Regions from separate parts of the Homo sapiens genome. Here all the other regions are linked to region 2. Evidence: chromatin loops called from intact Hi-C (ENCODE). Cell type or tissue: gastrocnemius medialis. All regions are shown on one strand.

What was found. Hi-C counts contacts between places; a loop is a spot of excess contacts. Peaks named below come from ENCODE experiments on the same cell type or tissue, not always from the same donor. Only the 100,000 strongest peaks of a DNase experiment are listed, where the experiment ranks them.
Region 1: it touches region 2 in a loop (5-fold over the local background); 3 of 110 quality-filtered maps call a loop at or near these places.
Region 3: a loop joins it to region 2, with 4 times the contacts of the local background. A loop is called at or near these places in 3 of 110 quality-filtered maps.

Annotation. Positions count from the first base shown.
Region 1 is chr3:135,132,903-135,140,902 of GRCh38, reverse strand. EPHB1 (EPH receptor B1) reads right to left here. Exons shown (of 16, transcript NM_004441.5): 5 at 7,854-8,000. LOC102724019 (a long non-coding RNA gene) reads left to right here. Exons shown (of 3, transcript XR_427412.4): 3 at 498-1,081. Among named protein-coding and RNA genes, the nearest start is that of EPHB1, 340 kb to the right of the region's middle. In gastrocnemius medialis, no CTCF peak of the experiment used is centred here; a DNase peak (open chromatin) is centred at 3,962; H3K27ac peaks cover 1,647 bases.
Region 2 is chr3:135,214,299-135,222,298 of GRCh38, reverse strand. The region is part of intron 12 of EPHB1 (EPH receptor B1); the gene reads right to left. Among named protein-coding and RNA genes, the nearest start is that of EPHB1, 420 kb to the right of the region's middle. In gastrocnemius medialis, a CTCF peak has its summit at 3,651; DNase peaks (open chromatin) are centred at 3,748, 5,109 and 5,748; H3K27ac peaks cover 5,158 bases.
Region 3 is chr3:135,145,157-135,153,156 of GRCh38, reverse strand. All of the region lies in intron 5 of EPHB1 (EPH receptor B1), which reads right to left. LOC102724019 (a long non-coding RNA gene) reads left to right here and starts at 5,255. Exons shown (of 3, transcript XR_427412.4): 1 at 5,255-5,427; 2 at 5,873-5,956. In gastrocnemius medialis, no CTCF peak of the experiment used is centred here; DNase peaks (open chromatin) are centred at 4,566 and 5,316; H3K27ac peaks cover 3,392 bases.

The sequences.
Region 1 (8,000 bases), 81 kb after region 2:
CACTTAGCTTGATTACTGTTTTGTTAATTGCTGCATTCAGAAACCCCTGGTGCTCCTGCCTGTTTAACATGGATGGTACTGTGAAAATGATAGGCGCGGGGCTGGCATGCAGGGGGACAGACAACAGTGCTGGGATGCCATCCCAACCACCCTCCCTGCAATTGCTCAAGCAGCTGGGACCCTGCCAGTGGGGGAGGTAGGACAGGCCAGGTCATAGAAGAGCAACTCTCACAGAACATGGTTATGGTTTGGGGGTGCAGTGCACACAGGAAGCCTGAGGTCTTACCAACATCTGGGAGAATGTAAGGGGTAACTGCAATCACAGCTCCCCACCCAAAGGTGCCTGATAAAGGAAAGATCACAGAGACAGCTAAAGCTGCACCATTTGCTGATGCCTGAGATTACTTTAAGAAAGACTGAAGCATTCATTCATGTATTTATTTAACAAGTTACTAGTTCATTCAATGAACGTTTATTGATTGCTTTCTATATTTCAGGTACCCAACTAGACGCCTATCTGGACACAATAGTCAACAGGATGGATACAGGGCGTTCTCTCCTGGAGATGCCAGTCAGTTCATGGAGTTGACTTGACTTGCCACAGGAGCATGGAGGATGGATCACCTGCACCCTCCTCCCTCCCATCCTCTTTGCCTCTTTATGAGATGCCTCTTTATGGGATAGCTCACAAGGTGAACAGCAACTATCTAATAATCCAACTGGTGTCCCCTCTCCAATAAGGGTTATAACAATCTCATGTGGATATGAGATCCTTACAGGGTAAGAAATTTCCTCCAGTCTCATTGTCAGTAGCCATTTTTACTCCTGAAGCTATGTACTTGGAGTGCCTGGACCAAGATGGAGTAAACAAGCAAATAGGTCCCTGAGTCCTGTGGGCACTCTGGTACTCCTAGCAGAGTGAAGGCTGTTCTGGAGCTATTAGCAGCATCACAAGCCACTGCTCACAACCTGGAAGGAGAATTCCCATACCCAACCACTGTGTGTCCCAGCGTGTGATATCCATCCACAAGGAGTTCATTCAAACTGGTCTGTTGAACAATAAAATATCCCATCAAACACATTGTCACTGTATAGCAACATCCACCACAAACTGAAATGCTCTCTGGCAACGACACGTGGTTCCATCCTAACTTTTGAAATGTAAGAATGGGCACCACAGAAGAGGGTGGTACCAAGAGCCCAGCTGAGGGTCCTGCACCCCATCAAGTCACTTCCCAATCAGTCACCTGCTTACTTTGTGACTTTTCTGGGCCTCTGATCCCAGTCTCAGTGAGTGCTGTCGACTAGAATGCAAGCTCCACAAAGGCACAGATTTTTGTCTGTTATGTTTGCTGCTGTGTTCCCAGTGTCTAGAGCAGTATATGGCATGCAGAAAGGCCTTGAAAAATATTTGACGAGTAGGCGAATAAATGGGAGCCCCTAAAAAGCAGTACCCTTGAGCCAGTACTTGCAAGCAGTACTTGGTGAGCAGTCATAAAGAATGTGTTAAGTGAATGAATACATTTCCAAAGTTAAAATGCCCAAACAAACCAATCCCTTTGAGAGTGGTTGAGTCTCTTCTGTGTTCCTCTGAGTGGATCAGGGCTTGTAGCATCATCCTAAGCAACATTCCCTAAGTTTTCCTGCAAGGAGCCACAGTGGAGGAAGACTCCAGATTACATGACTAATCTGGGAGGGATATTAAGATGTTACCTGTGGGTCACCAGGACACATTCTCATCACCACTCCCCAGCCAAACACTTACATACTAATGCTCATCTGTGGGGACTGAAGCCATCTGGCAAATATTTATCAAGGCTCTCTGTGCCTGGCATTGTGCGGCTGCTCTCTCAGGAAACTGGTGGTAGGTGAGAAAGTGTGACTCTCCACATAGCTCACCATCTGGTGGAGGACTGCGAGGTTGCCAAGGATAGAAGCCAGGACATTGGTCAGGGGCAGTGCCATCTGCCGACCCTCTGAGCTCAACGGAGAACACATCATTGTTTGCAAATGGCCAGGGCCTTTCTGAGGCCACTTGGAAGTTCCTTCCCAATGCCAGAGCTTAAGAAACAATAAAAACAAAATTTTCTAGAATTAACAATGAGAAGAAAGCAATGAAACAAACTATGAAATTGAATTAAGAACAGTGAAAATTTTATTTGCTTAAGTTTTTTTTAACTTTTCTTTATTAACTTCGATGAAAGTTTTCTTTCAAGTCCTTCTAGTCTTTAAAGTTCTCACTCAATCTTTTCTCTGTGTTGGAGCAAATTTTGCCTGCTAATTTCCAATAAGCACAGCCCTTAAAAATGAACTGGCTTCAGCATATGGATCTTAACACTCCACATTTTTACAGGCAGCAGTGTAATATTGTTTTAATATTTAATTTTGAGATTTACATAATATCTTTCCTCCAAAGAGCTCAATATATTGCAATATCATAAAATTCCTTTTCATATTCAAAGATTATTCTTTATGCATGCAAATACTATATTTAACCAAGGAATAATGCAAATTAGGTGATGTATTCAGAGGAATTGATGGGCTAGGTAATTCTTTTGTAAGAAAATTAGTGTATCTGAGTGATTTTAACTGTCTAAGAACTTCAAAAGTGCCTTAAAAATGGACAAACTATAGGGGCTTGTAACTATTAACAGAAATAGTGCAGCATTTTTAAAAGAAAAGTAAATAATGGGTTGTGTCTGTGTTGTGGGCATGATGGATAGTATTCCACATGGAAGTGGCACGCAGGCCATACATGAACTGCATGTAATATAAATGTCAGATATAAATTGTGCTGATAAGATCATGCAAGTGAGGGGAAAATTGTTGCTTCTTCAAATACACAATGAGGAAAGATAGAGAGGCTCCTCTGAGCATCAGAATCATCCAATGGCAGGTACCTAGGTTCTGGGCTCCACTTCCTACCTCATCATTAGCTCACTGGGATACAGACTTTGCTACTTTCGTTTCTGGTGCCTACCCCTCCCAGCACAGACTGGAGAAACCAATATCTGTTATGTATCTGATACAGATAACATCAGTCCCAAACAAAGAAACTGTGAAGGCTTGGAAGGAAACAGTCTAGGGAGAAAAAATACGGCAAATTGCTCTCTAGCTGAAGACATATTCCCAGAAATGATGCTAATCTCTCAGTCCATAGCATAGTTTACAGAGTGATTTTCTATCTGCTCTCTCATTTGCTTGTCCCTATAGTACTAGGAAGCAGGTATCATGACACCTGTTTTATAGGCAAGAAATGAGGGATCTTGCCAGTTAAATGAACTTGCATGATTCATGTGAGGAGCAGAGAGGGGAAGCAACCCCAGGAATACCCCACAGCACTCTGCCACCATGAGCCCAGAGGTGAGGAAGATGACTGCCCCGTGGTGGAATGAGAATGGAAAACAGAGCATGCTTGGCAGTAAGACTTGGGTTAATCAGATTCACCCTCTGAATCAGAGGTTACAAACCATCGCCAACAGGCTAAATCCAGAATTGGATTTCTTTGGCTCTCAAGTGCTTTAAAATTTTCTAATCAGTTGTCAACATTTTAAATCTGGATTTTCAGCTTATAAAATCAGGCAGTGCTGGGCATGCAACTCTTGCTGGAGCTGAACAATGGCTGCCTCTAAAGTTCCCTGCAGTCCCCACCACTCTCTATTGCCTTGTACCTGGCTCTGCTTTGCTCCTCTCCATTACCTGCCTGGCCTTAGGGGTCTTTGAGTTTGTTCTCTGGCTTAGATGGTCCCAAGCTCATGTGCTGGTCTGATTCATCTTTTATACCCCCAAGATTTCCTCTGAGGTCTTCTTTTCCAACTTTGACACTCCGAGTCTATTTGACAGAAGAGAGAAGTAAAGTTTGTCATTCACTTAATTCTCTCTGACAGCCAGATGATCCGGCCATCAGTCTGAATCTGGGGCCAGATGCCAGAGAGTGACTGCAGGAGTTAGTGGTGATAACAATCTCTCTGCAGATCACTTGGCCACTGGAACAGAGAGAGTTGCACCTGATCTGGTCTATTTTAAACTCATGGCAGCTGTATTCAGTGCAAGGATGTATCCCTGAAGACCTCACATAAATCTGAGCTTGCATAATTCATGACCAATCCTGACCAAAGATGATGGACAGTTTTTGACAGCTAAAATGGCCTAGCAATGTGGCAACAGCTTAGAGAGAGCTTACGACTTACACAGTCCACTATAATGTGATTTTTCATCAGTCTGAGGATAAAATGGCCACAAAACATCTCACAGCCAAGAAATGATGTTTCTCAGAAATATCTGCAGCCTAGGGAGGTGCAAATGATGTTTCTTAGAATCCTTTGTTGGCTGTGAGATGCTGAGCAAATTCAAAACTGCTCTGACCTAAGTTTCTTCATCTGACCCACCTTCTCTGTAAAAAGAACAGAAACAAAAACAAAAACAAAACACTTGGTAGGGGTTGGCACATTGGAGGTGCTCAAAGATGTCAGTTCTCTGCCACTGCCTTTGGACTGGGTAAGGATCCAGTCCTGAAACTCTCCAAGTGATACCTGGTCCTTGAATAGTCATGACTATATACATAATTGGGGTCATGATGGGAGAAGATGAAGGCTCTCTGAATCTCAGAACTCAACAGACAAGCCTGTCTCTGAGTGAAAAACTGTATCTACCATGTGCCCAATGACCAAAAAACAAATGATAGCAAAAATCTCCAAGGTCTCTTCTTAGATCACAGCTCTTGGAATCAAGAAGAGCCTATTGTTGGAGACTATGAAATGGGGAGCCCAGAGGTACTGTCCACTTTTAGGACAGAACACCACAAGGCAGACACAGACAAGGGACATCCTGCTGATCTCTTTCTAATCCTAGATTCTCCAAATCCCTTTAAGTCTCTGCTTTCTTATTAGAAAAATAGGAACAATAATCCCCAAGTCATTGTGTAATTATGAGGATTAAATGAGTCCACACAATTCCAAAATTCTTTGTGAACTCAAAAGAAACACAAACATGAGGTGTTAACTATAATAATTATTACTCATCTATTTCTCAATCAGGACCCACTCAATAGTCCCCAGCCACTTCACAGTTTGGGCAGTTCCAGACATAGAGTACGCATTCAATAAACACAGGTTGACTTAATGATTGATCCCAGGACTCCTCTTGGTCAAATTCTTTGCCTGCCATCTAGCTACTCATGACTCAAACAGTAGGACAGGTGGCCACAGGCACAGAGAGGGGTCATACCATACCATGAAGCCAGGGGAGGAAGACTGAGCTAGATCTGACCCAGTGTGAGCTAGAGTGGACCAGCTCAGGGGTATTCTGGGAAGGTTAGACATGTCATGACCTGTTGGTAACACATGGGTCCACCCACCTCAGCCCTTAATGGATCTGAGTCATTAGAGTTTTTATGATGCCTACTTTTTAGTCTCTTGTCCACCTCTGGTAAAATGCATAGCTTCTGTTCATGGTTCTAAACTGTTCTCACAGAAGTTCAGGTTTGAATGTTTACTTTGATGGTTCTCATCTTTAAAAAAATACTATCTGTTGGTTGAAAATAATTTGTATTTACACATAGATTCATCAAATCAGTGCGATGGCACCCTGTTCCTCAGTCCACAGCCCATAGATTAGGAACCACTGGTCAACTTGATATTTGTTTTACAATAACCATGTGCTACCAAGAAGAAATTGCATCCTTCTCTCAGCGAGTGTAAACTCTCTGACACCAGAATTCCAGAGTTACCAAACAGGGAATCATAGATTGGAAGGTGATAATGGAGGCTAGGACTACAAAATCGGGGATGATTAAGATTAAAGGGCCTGCCAGAGGGGGAACAAAGCACATGAGAAGTGTGCTCATGGAGGTGCAAAAGGGTGAGGATACAAATGAATATTTTGCATGTTGGTAATGCAGGGCCCCTTGCAAGAGCCTTGGTCCCCCAGCTCCACTGCAGTCTAGGAAGGTGCAGATGGCAAGACAAGCAGATGGGCAGGTTCGGGAATAGCAGGGTAAGAGAAGGGAGGGCAGAAATAAAAGCAAACCGATATAAGTGGCAGGTTTGTTCGCACATGCTTAGAGAGAGAGAAAAGACAGCCAAGCCCAGTGTAACATGACAGCCTGGCAGGATTGTCATTCCCAAAAGCTGGGACACTAAAATATTTCAGCCAGTTTTCTGCCTAAACTCTTCAAGGGAAATACTGCTAACAAAGGCTGCCCATGTTACATGCTTAACATAATGCAGAAATTACCATTCTCCTTTCTTTGGGTAAGACAAAATGTCACAACCTTTGTCTCTACGGCACCAACACTGTGGTCACCAGCTGGAGGCTTCTACATTTCCACTCTTATTTTCTCACTACACACGTATGCATGTAAACACGTGACCATACACATACATACAAACACACCACATGAACACACACACACACACCCACACACAGCAGCAACACAGCCATCTGGACAGACATGCTCTCCTACGACACCTTTTTTCTTCTCAGTTCTGACAGCTTAAACTCAAGATTCATATGCCATCAAAGATGCCTAAGATGCCTGGTTTTAAAAGAAGCAGAATGAGTCTGAGGGTGGGGAGGTGAGTAGAAAAGGATGGAGTAGAAAAGAGGAGGTCAGGGAGGGGGAGATACACAGAGGAAGAGAGAGCAGAGATAGATGCTTGGCTCCTGCTATTCTACTAACAAGCTGTCCTTTTAGAATTTGTTAATTGAGAAAAATCTATAATTCCAAATAGCATCACGGTCCACTGCCTATGACCCCCATTGCCTGTGCATGTGATGTTCACTTCCCCTCTGCAGCCTTGCACGGTAACCCCGGGAGAGAGATTGCTCATTTTTCTCTAACTCCCTTGGTATTTACTGCATGCATATAGCATTTTACCTTGCAGCTTTGTGCTTTGTATCTATATCCTCTAAATTCTTCAGTTAATGAGTTTCATGGGAGGAACAATAGTGTCCAAGTATCACTGCATCCTTCACTGTGTCTAATCCACAGCGTGGCACACAGTACATGCTAAATGACTGTCTCTTAATGATGAACGAATAAATAAGTGCATGAACGGACTCGTTAAATTGATATAAAAATAAACAGATTCTTGCAAGAGCTGTGAAAAGTAATAAAGAGAAAAGATCAGAAGAGTGTAAGATTCAGAAATAAAGAGGAAGAAAATGTGTTCTGAGCTATGCATCCCACAAGGATGTGCTGGCTATCAGGAGCGATCTATTGCCATCTATCTGAGGTCTCAACAGCAGCATATCATTCATCAGAGCAAGCTATAAAGGAGAATACACTTTTGAACTACATAGATTTAATTGGAAAATGAAGGTAATATTGATTTTATCATATGATCTCTGGAAAATTTCTGTCATTGGGTTTCCATAAAGCATCATTTGTCGTCCTGTTCTCAAAGTCTTTCAGTGCCTCCACTCACTCACCATCTGTCTGTCCATCCATCTGTCCACCTACCTAGCCCTCTGTCCATCTGTCCATCCATTTACACAATCCTCTGTTTGTCCACTCACACACCTGTCTGTCCATCTCTTCATCCATCTTTCCAACAGGATTTGTTGAGCTCAGGCTGGATGAAGAGCACTAGGTCCTATTCTGGCTTGGATATACCTCTTTGCTTTTGTGCTGGGCACAAGAAAATCCCCTAGTCTGCAGCTCATTCTCAGAAGCGCAACACTACACCTGCCTGCTCTATGTGATCACAAATGCCCATCACCTGACACCTTCACTCCTGGGCAGAGGCCTGACAGTACACGGGCAGGATGGGTGTGGCTGCAGCTGTGTCCCTGCCTAGAGACAAAGAGCCAGCCACACATCCAAACAGGAGCACAGAAGCCTCCAGACTTACCGGCTTGGTTTGTGGTGATGTTGACAGAGACGTGCTGTGGGGGGAAGGGACTCTTGCTGGAGACTCCATTGATGGCCTGGATGTCAAAGGTGTAGGGGGTGTGGGCCCACAGGCTGCTGATGGAGACGCGGCACTCCGTCAGGCCCA
Region 2 (8,000 bases):
CTCAGAGAAGATGAGAGCAAATGGACATTTTTTCAAGCATCCACTAGGCATCAACTGTTCTGCTGGGCACTGTACATATTTATTATGATCCAATCTTCATACTTCTACTAAAATGTAAGTTCTTATCCCCATATTAGAGAACTGAGGCTCATGAAGTAAATACCTCACTTAGGTTACTACAATAATATGTTAGGAGCAGAGCCAGGGTTTAAATTTTGATCTTAAATTTTTGGCTATCCAAGCTTGTGCTCTTTGCATCACATTGGTGAAATTTTATATTAGGATCCCACCACTTGCATTATTAGCTGAAAAGAAATAGTTCTGCTTATTGCTATTAATAATTATATTTAGAATGTCATGTATTCTTGAAATAATTTCCCCCCTAAATCAAGTAAAAGTATTTTACTAAGATCTAGAACCATTTACTAGTGATTCTAATTCATCAGCTTTTGTAATATTTTTTATTTTGTTACATTTTTAGGACATTAGGGGTTTACTTAAAGAATTTCAAAACAATATGTCTCCTTCCATCGTTACAGTAGTCATGTGATGTACATGAGGCGTAATATAGTATCCCCTTTGACAGATAATGGAATGAAGCCTCAGAGAGGTATAGTAACTGACTCCAAGTTAACAACTGGTAGAACCAGAACTAAAATCATGTTTTCTGGATCAAAATTCAGCCTCAACTGCTGAGGGGGCCACCATTCAGAATTATCTCCTGTTAAGTCCTGTGCGTTAGATTGTCTGTCATTAGAGCTCCTGGGACTTATTATGCTAAATGATTGGAAATGTGATAAAAACATTGAAAAATAGAACAAGGAAAGAATGAGTTCACTGTGTTTATTATTGAAGATAATGATTACTAGTACGGTAATGGATACCAAAAGTCAAAACAAATAAACAACAACAAAAATGAATAATGAGGTTTAAGTGATGGTGCCTAATTTGCTTACTAAAATAATTTTCTAGTACAGAGAACTAGTATAGAATAGTAAGGTAAATAATCATTATTTTTGGATAATAGAACCATAGCCTATGCAATGGGAAGAAAATTGGGAAGAACACATGCTATCTTAAAGTGATATTAAAATATTTTCCACCCACTCCCCATCCCCTTCTTGGCCAAACTTTTGCCCTTCTAATTTCTCAGGGTAGAATATCCAGCTACAAAGCCATTTCATATCATTTTATTGGGGATGTCAATTTAGAAGCACATAAACTTAATTGCTTAGCTCTTTGGTTTTCTGTTGTCTTCAATAGTCCCTGGAACGGGCCAAATTCCTTTCCAAAGGAAAAGGTTTTCAAAATGACAGGGCTAAAGTGAGAGACCCATGACCACTCCTGACTAAGTCATGGGCCAGAAAGCCCTGGATTTTGTGCCCAAAACATGCACCTCTAAGAGACAGTATGAAAATCTATGAAGACAAGGCAGGTATTCTTGTCCTCTCTGGCTTGGAGTAGCAAGTTGTGAGTATGCTGGGGTCAGCCTCAGGCACAAGTGGGCTGTGAATTCGCATTTTATAGATAACACTCAGACAATTAATGAATAAAATACCAGCCTTGCCCTTGTCACCTGGGTCCTCTCCTCTTCTCTCCTCTTTGCCCACTGCTTGGCTCCTTGGCCACAGGGAATAAAGAAAGGAAGACTTGACAGGTCACTTTGAAAAAGTCATTGCTGACCAGGAAAAAAAAAAAAAAAAAGGCCTCCAACAAAGGAAAGAGCTGGCCATGAGGAAAGGCGAGCACCTTGCACTCACAAGCAGAATCCATGGCTTTGAGCTTTTCTCTACGCCCTTTTTTCTTTTTATCAAACGCCCAGATGGCATGTATTCTCTAAGTGAGCAATATTAGAAGTCGACATGGATCTTTTCGCTGAGAACCTTCCTTTCCTGTTTCTTACTCTCTAGCTTTCTCACAGAGAAAGAGCTTACTTGAATGCTTTTGTGGGAGGATTAAAATAAAATCTTCATTTCTGAAATCATTCCTGCATATTCCCCCTGCAGCTAGAATGCCTGCGGGGTGAGCATCCGCAGAGCAGCCTTTGATTGGCCATGCCCTGGTCTTTCCCTTCCTCACTCAGCTGCTCTCTTTCCCCCTTGCTTTGACTTGGACTCACTCTCTCTTTTCCCTAGACATCTGTAGCCTATACTGGATGAGTTTCTTGACTACCTTCAGATTGTTGAATTCAGCATTCCCATAGGAAGTATAATGTGATTAGCCTTGATAGTGCTGGTTTTGAGCTACCAGGGTCTTTAGAAAAAAACTCTTGCCTGTGTACTCTTGGAGAGCTGAATTGAAGGGCCTAGTTACCCTTACCTGGATAAACATTTTGCCTACACAGATGTGCTAGATCCAGAGGCCTTCTTTGTGAGGGAATTCTGCTCTGTGTAGGGCCCATAAGGCAAACACTACAACATTCTGGAGCCCTATTAGTCTGGGTGCATGGGACAAGATCCCCGCCTTCCTTATCAATTTCTGTAACAATGCACAGGACTCTTACAGAACTGGACAGATTTGCAGACTCCTACAGTATCAAGGCTGATCAGGGCTTTAGAAACCGGAGGAGTCCCTGTTATTTAACATCTTGTGGTCACAGCTCTTGGAAGGCAATGCTTCTGCAAAATTACATTGCCAACTCAGTGAACATAACAACCAAGAGTTATAAAGATTTTTTGTTTTTTACATTTTTCTAAAATCTTATGCTGCAAGTCTGAAATCAAGGCTTTCGCAGGGCTATTCTCTCTCTGAAACCTCCAGGGGAGAATCCTGACTTGCTCCTTCTAGTTTCTGGTGTTTGCCAGCAAACCTTGACATTCCTTGGCATCACCCAACCTCTGCCTCTGCCATCACATGGCCATCTTCTCCTTGTGTGTCTTTGTCTAATCCCCCTTCTTTAATGACTCCAGTGATTGGACTTAGACTTAATCCTAATGCATTATGACATCATTCTTAACTTGATTACATCTGCAAAAGCCTATTTCCAAATAAGGTCACATTCACAGGTGCCAGAGGTAAGGACTCCAATGTATCTTTTTGGGAGGGATACAATTCAACTGATCCCAGGGCCCTTCCAGAGCTAACACACCTTTCACACTCTTTTCCAAACACTAGCCAAGTAGGCCTCCTGTTCACTATCCAGTAAGCACATCAAGTACTTTCTAGCCTCCTCTGTTCTGATGAGGCTTACGTCTACCTCAGTTTCTTTCAGTATCTCTTGGGCCTTTTCTGTGGGAGGGCAACTCTTCCCCCACCTGTGCTTGAGCTCAGGCTCCTCCAACTCCCTCCTCTCCTCCACACTCTGTCCTTGCTGAGCAAGCAGAGTCTGTGTCCAGCTCTGGGATCATTCCCATGAGGGAGGCACTGGCCATGCTCTTCCCCTAATTAACCCCTTTTCGTCCTTGGGCTTCAACACAGGTGTTCCTTCTTCAGGGTCTTGTGATACACGCTTGATATATGCTTCTCCGCCATAGCACCTAACAATTGCAATTATATAATTACTTGCATAATTAGTTGTTTAATGTCTGTCTTTTTTTGCTAGGAAGGAAACTTGAGGAGCTCAGGAACTACCTGTTTTGTTAACTGCAGTGTTATGCACATATTAGCTGCTTTAAAAATATGTATTGGCTAGGAGAACAGCCAGTAGAGGCACTGCATGGGCCTGCACCCAGGTGGCTGGCCCCTCCCACATGATGACAGGCATATTGAGGAAGAGGGCTTTGCATATCACACCCCTGTGGGGCCCAGAATGGAGAGATGTGTTTTCTGAGAAACCTGACCCACTCCTTGTTCCAGTCCCTGGGTACATGCTGGCTCAGGCTCTGAAATTCCATACTGATCCCACCCATGCTAATAATATACAGGCCTTACTAAGAATAATTATGCTGAGTCTTTTTCAAAAGGGAATTTCAGTCAGGGCCTGATATCCCTAACTGAGCATTGGTAACAAAGTGACCCAGGGAGAGATATCAGAGCAAGGAGGAGCCAAATCTGCCTGAAGAAGAATTATTTGAGTGGTGGAAAAGGGGATAGAGTGGCATTTGAATTATTTTACTCTCAGCTTAATTAATGTTAGAGCAGAATTTCCAGGGGACCAGGACTCAGTTTTATCCTGGCTTCAATTAAAGGGTCTCTCTGTCTTGTCTTTGCTTGTCTTCATCCCTCTCCACTTTCCTACCCACCCAAGAGACAGCCCTGCTACCCAAGCTCAATGATTGAAAGATGAGTAAGAAATCATAATTTGAAAACTGCCTCATGAGGCAGGCCATGAATCAGAAGAGAAGAAAACTATGATTTAAATGTAAATACTGCCAGGAGCTATGGGGAGAAGTAAAGCTGGACCTGGGGTCACTGGACAGAAAGCCAGTAAACCTTGCCCGTTCTGACAGATGAAGGTCATAGCCTTAGCCAAAATCTATCAGGCAGATGGATCGACCCGACTGAGAAGCAACTTCTTACAGTGGTGCAGCAAAGTGCAGACAGCTTTTTCCTGAAAATCTTGCAGAAAGGATTATCTTGGAGATAATTTTCTGCTTTCTTTGCACATTTTATAATGTACTAAGTGCATTATTAAAAAAATCTGAAACAGAGTACTGTTGCAGTCAAACTCACTGCTCAGGGGTAATGAGAGAAAAAAGTCCAGCTATTACCTGGTGCCTACTCGGAATGTTTGTGCCTGTACTTGTATGTTTCTGGGTAGCCCTGGGTGATTGCGTATAGTTCTGTGTGTACATCGCTCTGAATTTCACTGTGTATCTCTAACTATGCTTTGCGTAACAACATGTGCATAACTACACTACACACATCTCTCTCTCTCTCTCTCCCCGTGTGCGTGTGTGTGTGTGTGTGTGTGTGTGTGTGTGTGTGTGTGTGTGGTACTGATGGGAGTTATTCATTGCAGGCTTTAGGGGAAGTTCACAGTCTTTTTGTCCTCATCACAGAGTTCCCCTAACCCTAACCATTTTCTACCCATGAGGACTCTGCATAGCACTGCTGGTCCCTGGTGGAGCGGCAATGTCTGGGCAGTGTGGACACGGTGATGCCTATCCTCAGCACTGCCCTCAGTGCCCTGCTGCTACCAGGGACAGTGGTGGCAGGTCTGCTACTCATCTTGGCTGTGTCAAAGCCAAGAAGGTCTCGGGCTGTTTGTGGCACCCACATCTCCTGTGCAGGTCAGGTCTAGGGCCTGGCAGGAGGAAGGGAATGGCCCCTAAGGCTAAGGTTTTGGCATCCTCTTGACCTTTTCTCTTATGGATCCCCTCTTTGAAAGACACCCTAGCAAGTTCCCTGCCGAGAAAAGACCTTTTAATTCCAGACACAGGTGACCCCCATCAGGCACACCGAACTGCCTTCTTTCCTTGAACAGTGATTTACTTAGAAAAGATGGGGCTTTGCAACCAAAGTGATGCAAGAAAGTCCTCTTTGTTGAGATTCACCCCAGTTAACAGGGCATCTGGTTCACTGATAGATGCATAACAATGGAAATGATTGAGGTGTTAATTTGCATATTTTTGTTTCAGTGGTGTAGAAAAATCTCAGGACTGAGGGTGATTTTTTTTTTTTTTTTTTTTTTCCCTGAGACAGAGTGTCACTCTGTGGCCCAGGTTGGAGTGCAGTGGCATGATCTCGGCTCACTGCAACCTCTATCTCCTGGGTTCAAGCAATTCTCATGTCTCAGCCTCTCAAGTAGCTGGGATTACAGGCGAGTGCCAGTACACTTGGCTAATTTTTTTATTTTTAGTAGAGATGAGGTTTCATCATGTTGGCCAGGCTGGTCTCAAACTCCTGACCTCAAGAGATCTGCCCACTTTGGCCTCCCAAAGTGCTGGTATTACAGGCATGAGCCACCGTGCCCGGCTCAAGACTGAGGGTAATTTTTATCCACCTGTCTCCAACTCCTTCATACCAATCCTCAGGATCTCCAGGGCTGATTTGATAGGTTTTTGCTTTTTCTTTTCCACAAAAGAGTTGATGGATGAGGGGAGGGGTTCAGACTCTGGGAAATGGGTTGTTATGGGGGCAGATGTAGCAGCATCAGAATGAGGGTCCCAGGACCTAGAGGTAGATGCTGGTGTGGAGCTTTGTGCTGGCGGCACCTACTGGCCCTGTGCCCTCGCTGTCTCCTCGGTCTCAGACAACGTGATGGCTGGGTGGGCATCTGGGAAGTTGAGTCACAGCACAGGTGTTGCCACCCCGTGAAAAGATGCTGGAGCCCAAGTGTGGTCTGGGGCCTTCATGCTTCCCTGGGCTTGGAGAAGGAGAAGTTCTAAGATGACTGAAAATATACTTTCTTTTCCAGCCTGACAGGATGGGGATTTGGTGTCAGATTTACTTGGATTTTTGAGAAATACGGTAATTGACATTTCTTACAATGCAAGTTTGTGAAATAAAATTCATGCTCCCTGAAACGGTTTCAATGAAGAGGTTTTTCAAGTGGCCTCCAGGACTAGCAGGATCGGCATCATCTGGGAACTCACGTGACATGCAGATTCCAAGGCTCCACCTCAGATCCATGAATCAGAAACTCTTGGGTGGGGCCTAGCAGTCTGTGTCTTTACAAGCCCTCCAGGAAACTCTGGTCCCCAGGGAAGCATGAGAACCACAGGTTTCAATGGACACAGTCATTTTAGTTTCTTTTCCCCTGTTCTCTCTTGACAGGGTTTCCTCAGAATTTTCCCATGGTGATCCTGCCACGAGGTCCTCAATTTTCCTTCGCGAATATCAGCTTTTCTGGATTTCTGGTGGCTGTCTGCCTTATTGTTTTCTGTTATAGAGTGACTGGAAAGTGAGAAAGTTATAGGATCCTTTTCGCTAGTTAGCTTTAAAATGTACATCTGGGCCGGGCGTGGTGGCTCATGCCTGTAATCCCAGCAGCTTGGGAGGCTAAGGCAGGCGGATTACCTGAGGTCGGGAGTTTGAGACCAGCCTGACCAACATGGAGAAACCCTGTCTCTACTAAAAATACAAAATTAGCTGGGTATGGAGGCGCATGCCTGTAATCCCAGCTACTCGGGAGGCTGAGGCAGGAGAATCACTTGAACCCAGGAGGTGGAGGTTGCGGTGAGCCGAGATTGCACCATTGCACTCCAGCCTGGGCAACAAGAGCAAAACTCTGTCTTAAAAAAAAAAAAGAAAAAAGAAAAAAAGAAAACTGTACATCTGCCATCTCTTGCCATGGGATAGGGATTCTGAGAGATGGGGAAGCACTTATGGTAGCATCCACAACACTCATATAAGCTGTGACCAGGACGGAACTTGTCCTAGCATGTTCACCAGTTTATCAGATGGGTTTTTACAAATCTAACAAAATCATACAAACCCCATTTTATGGATGAAGAGAACTAGGCCCAAGTTCATAAAGCATAGTGTGATCCAAACCCTGCATTCCTCGTACCATGCCAAAGAACTATTTCACCACACCATGCTGGGAAAGAAAGTTCTAGAAATGGTCTTTTTGCCCCTTTCTCAGGCGACATTGCTGAACACAGGGATCAATTGGGCAGTACAATATCATGAATGAAGGCCGAATTTTGTGAAAGGAAGGGCCCTACAGATTTCAGCATGGAAGCGATTGTGGCTGAAATGCATGCTCTCTCCTGGAAGCACAGCGAGGATGGAGGCTGCAGCTGAGACAATAATTCATGGGAATAATGGATAATGGGTGTGTGTGGGGTTGGTGGTGGTGAGATGAGGGTGCTGCCTACACCATGACCTGGGATGACTGAAATTCGTCACAGAACAAAGACCTCTGGAGCGCACATGAGTGACAGGCCTGGCTTCCTCCAGCAGGTTCAGGATGGGCCATGGCACCAGGTGCTTACAGAGATTACCCTTGTAGAAAGGCTGTCCCTTGTCCCATGAGGGGAGGCTGGACCCTTCATGCCTGGTGCCCTAGAGCAGTACCAGAAATGAGTCTGATGCAGATGGAGCAGATTCTAGAGGAAATGGAAGAGCTGAGCTGTCCCCAAGTGGATCTAAGCAGTTAATGTGGGAAAGAGGGG
Region 3 (8,000 bases), 69 kb after region 2:
AACAGATTGCCCTCAAAGACCTGGAATTTACACTGCACAACTACGGGGTCACAAGGTGGCTGCTGCTTTCTCCACTACTCATTGGACCCTCAGTGAGTCCCTACTACATGCAGCCCCTCAGGGAGAGGATGCAGAGCACTTGTTCTGAAGATGCTGCTAGTCCAGGAAAGCCATAAAGAGTTAGAAGTGTGATAAGGACTCAGAGCCAGAGTGTCCTCTGGGACCTTGAAGGCAGGTATGCCCTGTTCCCATTAGAGACCTTGTGGTGGCTGTGAAATGCACCTCTCAGAGTTCCTACTCCTTGAAGAGTAATTAACTAACAGCTCCAGTTCCTGCACTCTGCAGTCCATCACCATATTCACACAGAGGCCCTGATTCCCACAGGCTGCTCCCAGCCAATGAATGAGAGCAGCAGGGATGCCATGGCAGACCCATTCCTGCGATATATGGGACTACTCTGATGGGCAACTTCCAATCAGAGACTCCCCAGTGGCCTTTCCAACACTACCTTATAACCCCCACAGCAAGCTAAAGCTCTTCCTACCCTACCCAATCCTCCTTCCTTCCCTCTCTCCTTTACAGAGATCAGACCTTTCTTATGGTCTGATGGCTTTCCCAGCCTCCTCTGACTCCCATCTCATTTCCCCAGTAAATCTTTCATACATCTAATCCCATCTTTGTGTCTGCTTCATGGAGGGTCTGAATTAATGTAGTTTTGATTCCCCCTACAACTTCCCTGTTGGGAATTTGCTGCCAAGCTCCTGCTGTACCCCCAGAGAGGGGAGACTTCTTGCCTCCAGGAGCTGCTGTTCTATACTTAGGTAAGTCTCACCAATTTACATATCTTCCGATCTTTATTTGAAAGTTATCTTCTTCCCACTGTTTTCCTTTCTACCAACTGAAGTAAGAAAGGATGTTCCCCCTCCCACAAAATGTCTTGTCAAATATCTAAGGAAACTAGTTAGATCTTCCTTGAGCTATTCCTGCTGAAAAAAAAATAGTCAAATATTTCTCCCATGACCATTACATGCCACCCAAGATGGCTCTTTTCCAAATGAGACCATGTTCCCTAAATTCTCCTTAGGCTTGGGGCTTGGAAGTGAATCCAATTCTCTTTCCACTATTTGAGCAGCAAAGATTAGAATAAAACTAATATCTATCATGATCTGTGTATTATATATCTATTAATATGACCGATAGCCTTTGGATCAAAAACATGTCCCTGCTGTTCAGTCCTGAAATGGCAGTTATATATAACCTTTAGGTTTCCCCATGGTATGCTCCTCATCTTTTGTCTGTAGAGTTGGCTTTTGGCTTTGACTATGAGAATGTACATGTATCTCAACCTTTACGGTGTTAAATTTGGCCTATTGGTTTAGTAAGTGGAAATAATTTATCTTGATTAAGCTGTCAAGTGTATTTTTTCTTGCCTGCAACTTAGTAGTATCTATAACCCAGGTTAATTAATTAATTAAACATATTTATTGAGCATCTGTCAAGTACCAGTCACTTTTTAGGTTCTAGAGGCACCATAGTGAACAAAATAAAATTTCTAGCCCTCATAGAGCTTACTTTCTAGTGGGGGGATTCAGCAGAGACTAGAGCTAATAAATGAATCATAAGCTGTGTTAAAATATATTAAGTACATGAAAAAATGGAAAGGGGAAAGGGACACAGGATGCCAGAGGTGAGAGGTGTGTGATCAGGGAAGGCTGCCTGAGAAGCAGATGCAGGAGCACAGGGTTGAAGGAGGGAAGGGAGGGAGCTGAGTGGGTATCTGGAGCAGCCAGGACAAAGGGGCTGATCTGGGGGCATCAGGGAGTCAGTGGGACCCAGAAGAGAGGAGTCCACAGGGGGCAGGACCCTGAGGGACACTAGAAGGAGTTTGGCTTCTACCCTGAGCAAGCTGGAGGGCCATAGGAGGACTGTCAACAAGGCACGGTGATGTAATCTGACTTATATGATACTATTATCACTCTCTGCTGTGCTCCAAATAGAATGCAGGGGCCATGTAAAAGCAGGAAGCCAATCACAGCACTGCTGTAGTAATATAGCTGGGAAACAATGGCTGCTAAGACCTGGCCTGAGCAGCACAGTAGGCAGATTCTGAATCTATTTAGAATATTTCCATGAATATGGGATGTGGAAGAAACAGAAGAGTCAAGTGACTACAAGGGTTTTGGCCTAAACATCTGGAAGAATGGGGCTGCCATCAACTGAGAACAGGGAGACATTTCTAGAAGCAGTTTGAGAGGAGAGCCCAGGTGCTCCACTTCAGACCTGTTAGATTTGAGATGTCCAAGGTGTCCCAGAGCAGATGCTGAGTACCAGATAGGTGCATAAGGTCCATGTTGGAGACCAATGTGGAGTCACCAATATTTCACAGATATTGAAATAAGTGGAACTTGCAGAGATCACCAAGAGAATCAATAGATAGAAAAAATTCAAGATTCAGAAGATGAGGAGAAAACACTAAAGAGGCCTGAGAAGGAAAAGCCACCAATGAAGCAGAAGAAAAACCAGGAGAGTGTGATCGCCTAGAAACCAAGTGGAAATAAGGTGCTCCCAGGAGGACAGAATACGTTAAATGCTGTTGCTAAGTCAGGTAAAATGAAAGTAAGAGCTGAGTCCTGGACTTAGCAACAAGGCTTGATGGTTAAATATGTGAATGGCCTGTGATCATCTTTCCCAACACCTTGCAATCACGGGACAGAGTCATGGGGGAGGATAAAGACAGTTCAGGGAAGGCGAGGCAGTTTTCTGGAATCAGTCCAGATCATTTGAGGATCCCAGTGGGTCCACAAAGACAGGGTGAACAAATAGCTCCTGACAGTTCTTTCCTTCCACTGCACGCTGTGACTCTCAGGCTGCCCTTGCAGACCTCTGCGGAGGCACAATTTACATGTTGTGAATCACGTCAGTTTCATACAGGACTTCAGAGTCCCTCTGTCTTGAGAGCTGAAACATCATGTATTTAAAAAATGGAAAGATCAATGCTAATGGCCTGAGGATTTTGCCGGGCTTGGTTCTTCTCCTTGCCTCTACTCTCTGGAAAGCCATCATTAAAAACTCAAGATATTTGCCAAACACTGTGCCAGTCCTGTTCTAAGCACTGGGGACAGAAGAACAAGTAAGAAAGTCACAGCCCTGCACTTCTGTGCAGGAGTCTAGTTGGGGTCAGATGGTAAAGAGGCAATCACAGGGCAGAGTGATCCAGAGGCAACTGACAGTGAAATCCATGGAGAGAAACGCTCCTGTCACTACACATGGTATGGACTCCCCAGCAGTCAGCGGCACTCGGGTCTGGGAAGAGCTGCCAGAGGGTGATGGCCATCCCTGCCTGTATTTCTCAGATTCATGGCAATGACATGAGGGTTACAGGCCCTGTGGAAGACTGTGTATTCTCACACAGGTCATTCTAAATGGTTTACATTTTATTACGATGGGATTTAGCACATGGGAGAAAGCAAGAAAGCATTTCTTATCCTCCCTGAAAATCACGGGCAGCTTATGTTCAGTGCTCTGCCATCAACAGTCACCTGCAGTGATGAATTTGGTTTTTCCCTCTCCAAGGGCAAATGTCACCTCTTGATCTGTTGTTTTATGTGCTATGAAACTTTCGGACAAAACAGAAAATAATAAGAATGAGCTCTGGTATTCACTCAAACACCAACTTCTTCTAGCAAAACTAAAGCTAAAGATTAAAGAGGGATGAGAAGATTAATTCAAAGAAGTATCCCCTTTTGCCCCCATATACAATGGTTTTCACAGTAAGTCCTGGCTAATTGTCTTTTCTCTATATTCCTCAGATGAAGGGATAGTTTGCTTGAACATCTGAAAGAGTCTCTTTTTGGCAAACACACATAAAGGTTTTGAATAAATTACACATTCTACTGAGAGAAAGAAATGAAAATAAAGAGTTCACAAGATTATTCAAATTTAGCAAAGAAACAAATATGGACCCTTCTTCAGAAAACGTAAGCAGAAAGACTTAGTTTGGGGTTACTTGGAAAGAACCTGATGAAGTTTCAAGAAAGATGTGTGAGGTCTAAAGAGGCAGTGCCCGGTAAATCCAAATGGAATCAAAGGTGCCCTGCACCCTTTCTTAGCAAATGAAGAGGCTGACCCAACAGAGTACAGGCACCCAAATAGGAGAGCAAAGAGCAAAGAAGAGTGTCATCAGACTCCAAGGAAAAATCAACTAGGGTTCAAACAGAATCAGAATGAGAGTGTCGAAGAAGAGAGTTATAGCCAACAATAAAAGGCCTTGTAAATGTGTCAGAAGCAGAAAGAGAATTAAAACATCACTGGTCAAGGGGCTCTGGGATGGAGAAAAACAAAGGCAGGCTGAGTGAGTGAGTCCTTTGTCTCTGTTTTTGCCACCAAAGACTTTGGGGAAAACTTACTCTCAAATTGCTTTTAAAGCAGACAGATCCAAGATAGTATATCACATACAGCAGAGGAAGAGCACAGAATGTTCTTGCCTGAATTGACAAAGGAGATGTGAATAAATTACAGGGACAGGATGGCCCTAGCTGCAAGTTGTGAAAGAGCTCACAGATGACGTGGAACAAATGTTGGCCCAAACTAGTCACTGACCACTGGTCACTGCCAGTAGTATCGAAGATGCAGCCTGGCAGACCACCAGACAGCCCTCCATTTGTACAAACGGTCCCAAAGGGAACTGTGAAGTCCCAGGAGACTCAGGCTGGGTCTGAGATGGTGGCATGACTCTATCTCAAAAGTTAATAACCCAGACTCTGGATCCTAGAGTTCTGATGTGCAGGAGTTTTACTGTCATATCACAGGTTCACGTGGGCCAAGCATTTTATGTTTATGACATTCCTTGACACTTTAATTTAGTTACCGACTCAGTTATCTTCAAAGGTTTCTTCTTACTCATTTTGTTTTCCTTATCTGATAGGGGCATCCTCCTCCAACAATTAAGCATCTCAGATTCCAAAAATACAAGATTTACTTGATGCTTTTTTTCTAGGACAATTACTAAGTTTTAATACATTACAATGCTTATTAAAAATACTTCACAATCTTTTAGTTGATTTTTGTGCCAAAATACTTCTTTCAACAGTTTTAACCATAATCAGTTTTGGGACCTAACAAATGATATAACAGTTTACTGTGTTAAAATTAACGTACATACACTCAGACTTCAGTTGATCTATTGGAGTAAAATGTTTAAAGAGGTTATAAAATTATGAAACTCAGATTTCAGAGTTCAGCAAATCTTATCTAAAAGGGAAAACAGTGTTGTGTGTGTGGGTGGAAATTGTGACGGGGACAGCCTTGTTTGAGGACATCTCTTGCCAGCTCTAGGAAGATGTAGGTCACAGCTGAGCTGCCTCTGCCTTAGCTTGGGCAAATGCTCTAGCAACTCTTCTAGACGGCAAATGCTGTTTCCAGTGAGAGGTACTTTCACATCTAAAATTCCCAAGGAGACCCATACAAAGAGGAGGCCATCTGCCTCCCCAACACAATAACTCATGGGTGGACAGGGTAGAGTAGTTTTCCTTGGCCCTTCCATACAGTGTGTGTGTTGGAGGGTGCCCTCCCAGTGACCCCCCAGAGTGATGCTGCTGCCCCAGCCTGCACAGTGTGAACCTAAGGCTTGGTAACCACTTTTACCCTCATAGGGCATTGCTTTGTCTGGGAGAAATGCTCCTCAGTCGAGGAATATTTGGGTTGAAGAATAATGCCTCTATAAACGTTCATACACAAGTTGAAGAATAATGCTTCTATAAACATTCATACACAAGTTTCTGTGTGGACATATGTTTGCATTTCTCTTGGGAATCAACCTAGGATTGGAACTGCTGGATCATATGGTAATACTAACCTCTTCTATTCTCTCTAGAACAGCGTTTCCCAGCCAAATCATCCTTGGACTAACTACCTGTGATCTATAGCACAGACCATAGCTGTGAAGAAAACGGGTAAGGTAAGGAATAGTAAGGAGCCTAGGGCCCAGCTCAGAGCAGCAGGAGTTAGCAGAAATAAAGAAGGGCTGTTGTCAGGGCCCTCCAGGTGCTGCAGAGAGATGTGTGTGCCTATTCTGGCTCTGCCATTTGCTTATTATGTGATCTTGGGATAAGGTTAACCCAAGGCCTTGTCTTCTTTGGGCCTCAGGTCCTTCAACTGTAAAATAGGAATATTAATTCTTATGTTATTAATTTCCCAAATGTTTTGAAGATGTTCTCTGTGTGGTCTCTTGCTCCTTTCAACCAGATCCCACCTGCCAGGCTGGGGACTTGGCAACCACCCCAAACTATCCTTCTGGGTCCACTGCTGTTCACATATGCAAATCAATCACTGGGCATCATTCCCCAAGGTAAATGTAAAAAGTGGGATCCAGAGACAGCCTCAGGTATTTATCTGATAAATATCTTTGAGAGGATATATAAATATGTCGACCAAGCCATGGTGGATGTGATAGATACAAATGGGCTTGGAGAAAGGGGAAGCTAGCAAAGAGCTGGGTTCCCCAGAGGCTGGAGTGATAAACGCTCCAGAAGAGAGCTGGTTTCCCTTGAACATTTTGAGATAACCTGAAGCAACCTAGAAAGTAAGTGATAGGGTATCTTGTCCCTAAGGATAAGGAGACCGAGTGACTCTGGACAGTGAACAAGCATAGCCTTCCCATCTAATGTGTGGCTCAGGCCCAGGAGCCCCCGATGCTCCCATGGCCCTGCCACTGCCTCTCCACAGGTCTCGTCACCTGTATCTCATTGTGCCTCATGTACTTACCATCCTAACTCTCTTGTCCACCTCTAACTTCTTCACTTCAAACTACTCTGTAGCCATATTAATCTTTCTAAACTCAATTTTACCTTTGTTACTCCAATGCTAAAAACCTTCAATGGCTCACCACTAGAAAAAGCCCTAATTCCATTCCCTGTGGGCATCTCTTTTCTTGACCTTGCCGGCCTTTGAAGGCACAGGGGGAGCCTCACACTGCCCCACACTGCTTATCCTTGCCTGACCATGCCCACCAGAGTGCCCTTTCCTGCCTCCCAACCCAAAGCCCCTTGGGGTGTGATCTCCACTTTGGGACACAGTGCACTGTGATCTACCTTCCGAGGTGCTCACCTCTGCTCTCCATCAGTGCAATAAAGTCTTTAGGCAAGGACCATGTTTTTAGCCTCTTCACACTGTGCTAGCACATAATAAATGTTCAACAAAAATTTACTCTTACTGCAATGATTGCGGGCTCTTCTCTAAAGACCTCAGAGGTAAAAGGAGTCAGAAAATCCCTTAGTTCTAACAAACATGAATATTGGCCTTTGAAGGAGCATGAGGTGGAAAAGGGAGCCAGGGTTGTGACTCGGCAGGGTTGAGTCAGCAGGGTTGAGACTGCATCTCACAAAGAACATAGAATAGGCCTGAATATGGTAGTCCCAAGGGATTAGAGATAGAAGTTCTTCTCTGTGGTGTAAATGAAGACACCTAGCAGGCTGGGTCCCTCCCCATCTCACTGGGATTGTTCAGCTGTAACGTTACCCTAATATTGGCAGTTTTCTATTTTTTAAAGCTATGAAATCCTTTCTCCAAACAAAGTTCTCCCTGAAGTATAAAGTGTGAAACAGAACAATGCAGAGCTGCTCTGGGTGAATCAGAGCTGCTAGGGCCTTGAAGCCAGTCCATTTTCTATCTCCCCAACCCAGACTCTGAAAAGTTTATAGAGAGACCCAAACAATGCTGAGCAGTCTCCAGAAGTCCCCTCGAGGGACTTCTGTGAGATCCTAGAAGCTATGAGTGATGGGGTTGTGAATGAAGGATTGGGCTGGCTGGCCATCTTTTTTTTAAATATATGAAACACTTCCCATATCAAAAAACCAAAGTTTGTATTTAAATGTCAACTAAAGACTTCCAGCCCACTAGTACTCATGACCAAAGAAGAACAATTTGCAACACAGATGAACTGTGTTCCCTCTGACATTTCTATTCTAGGAGGTAACTTTGCTGAAAAGGTCCTGCTTAGATAG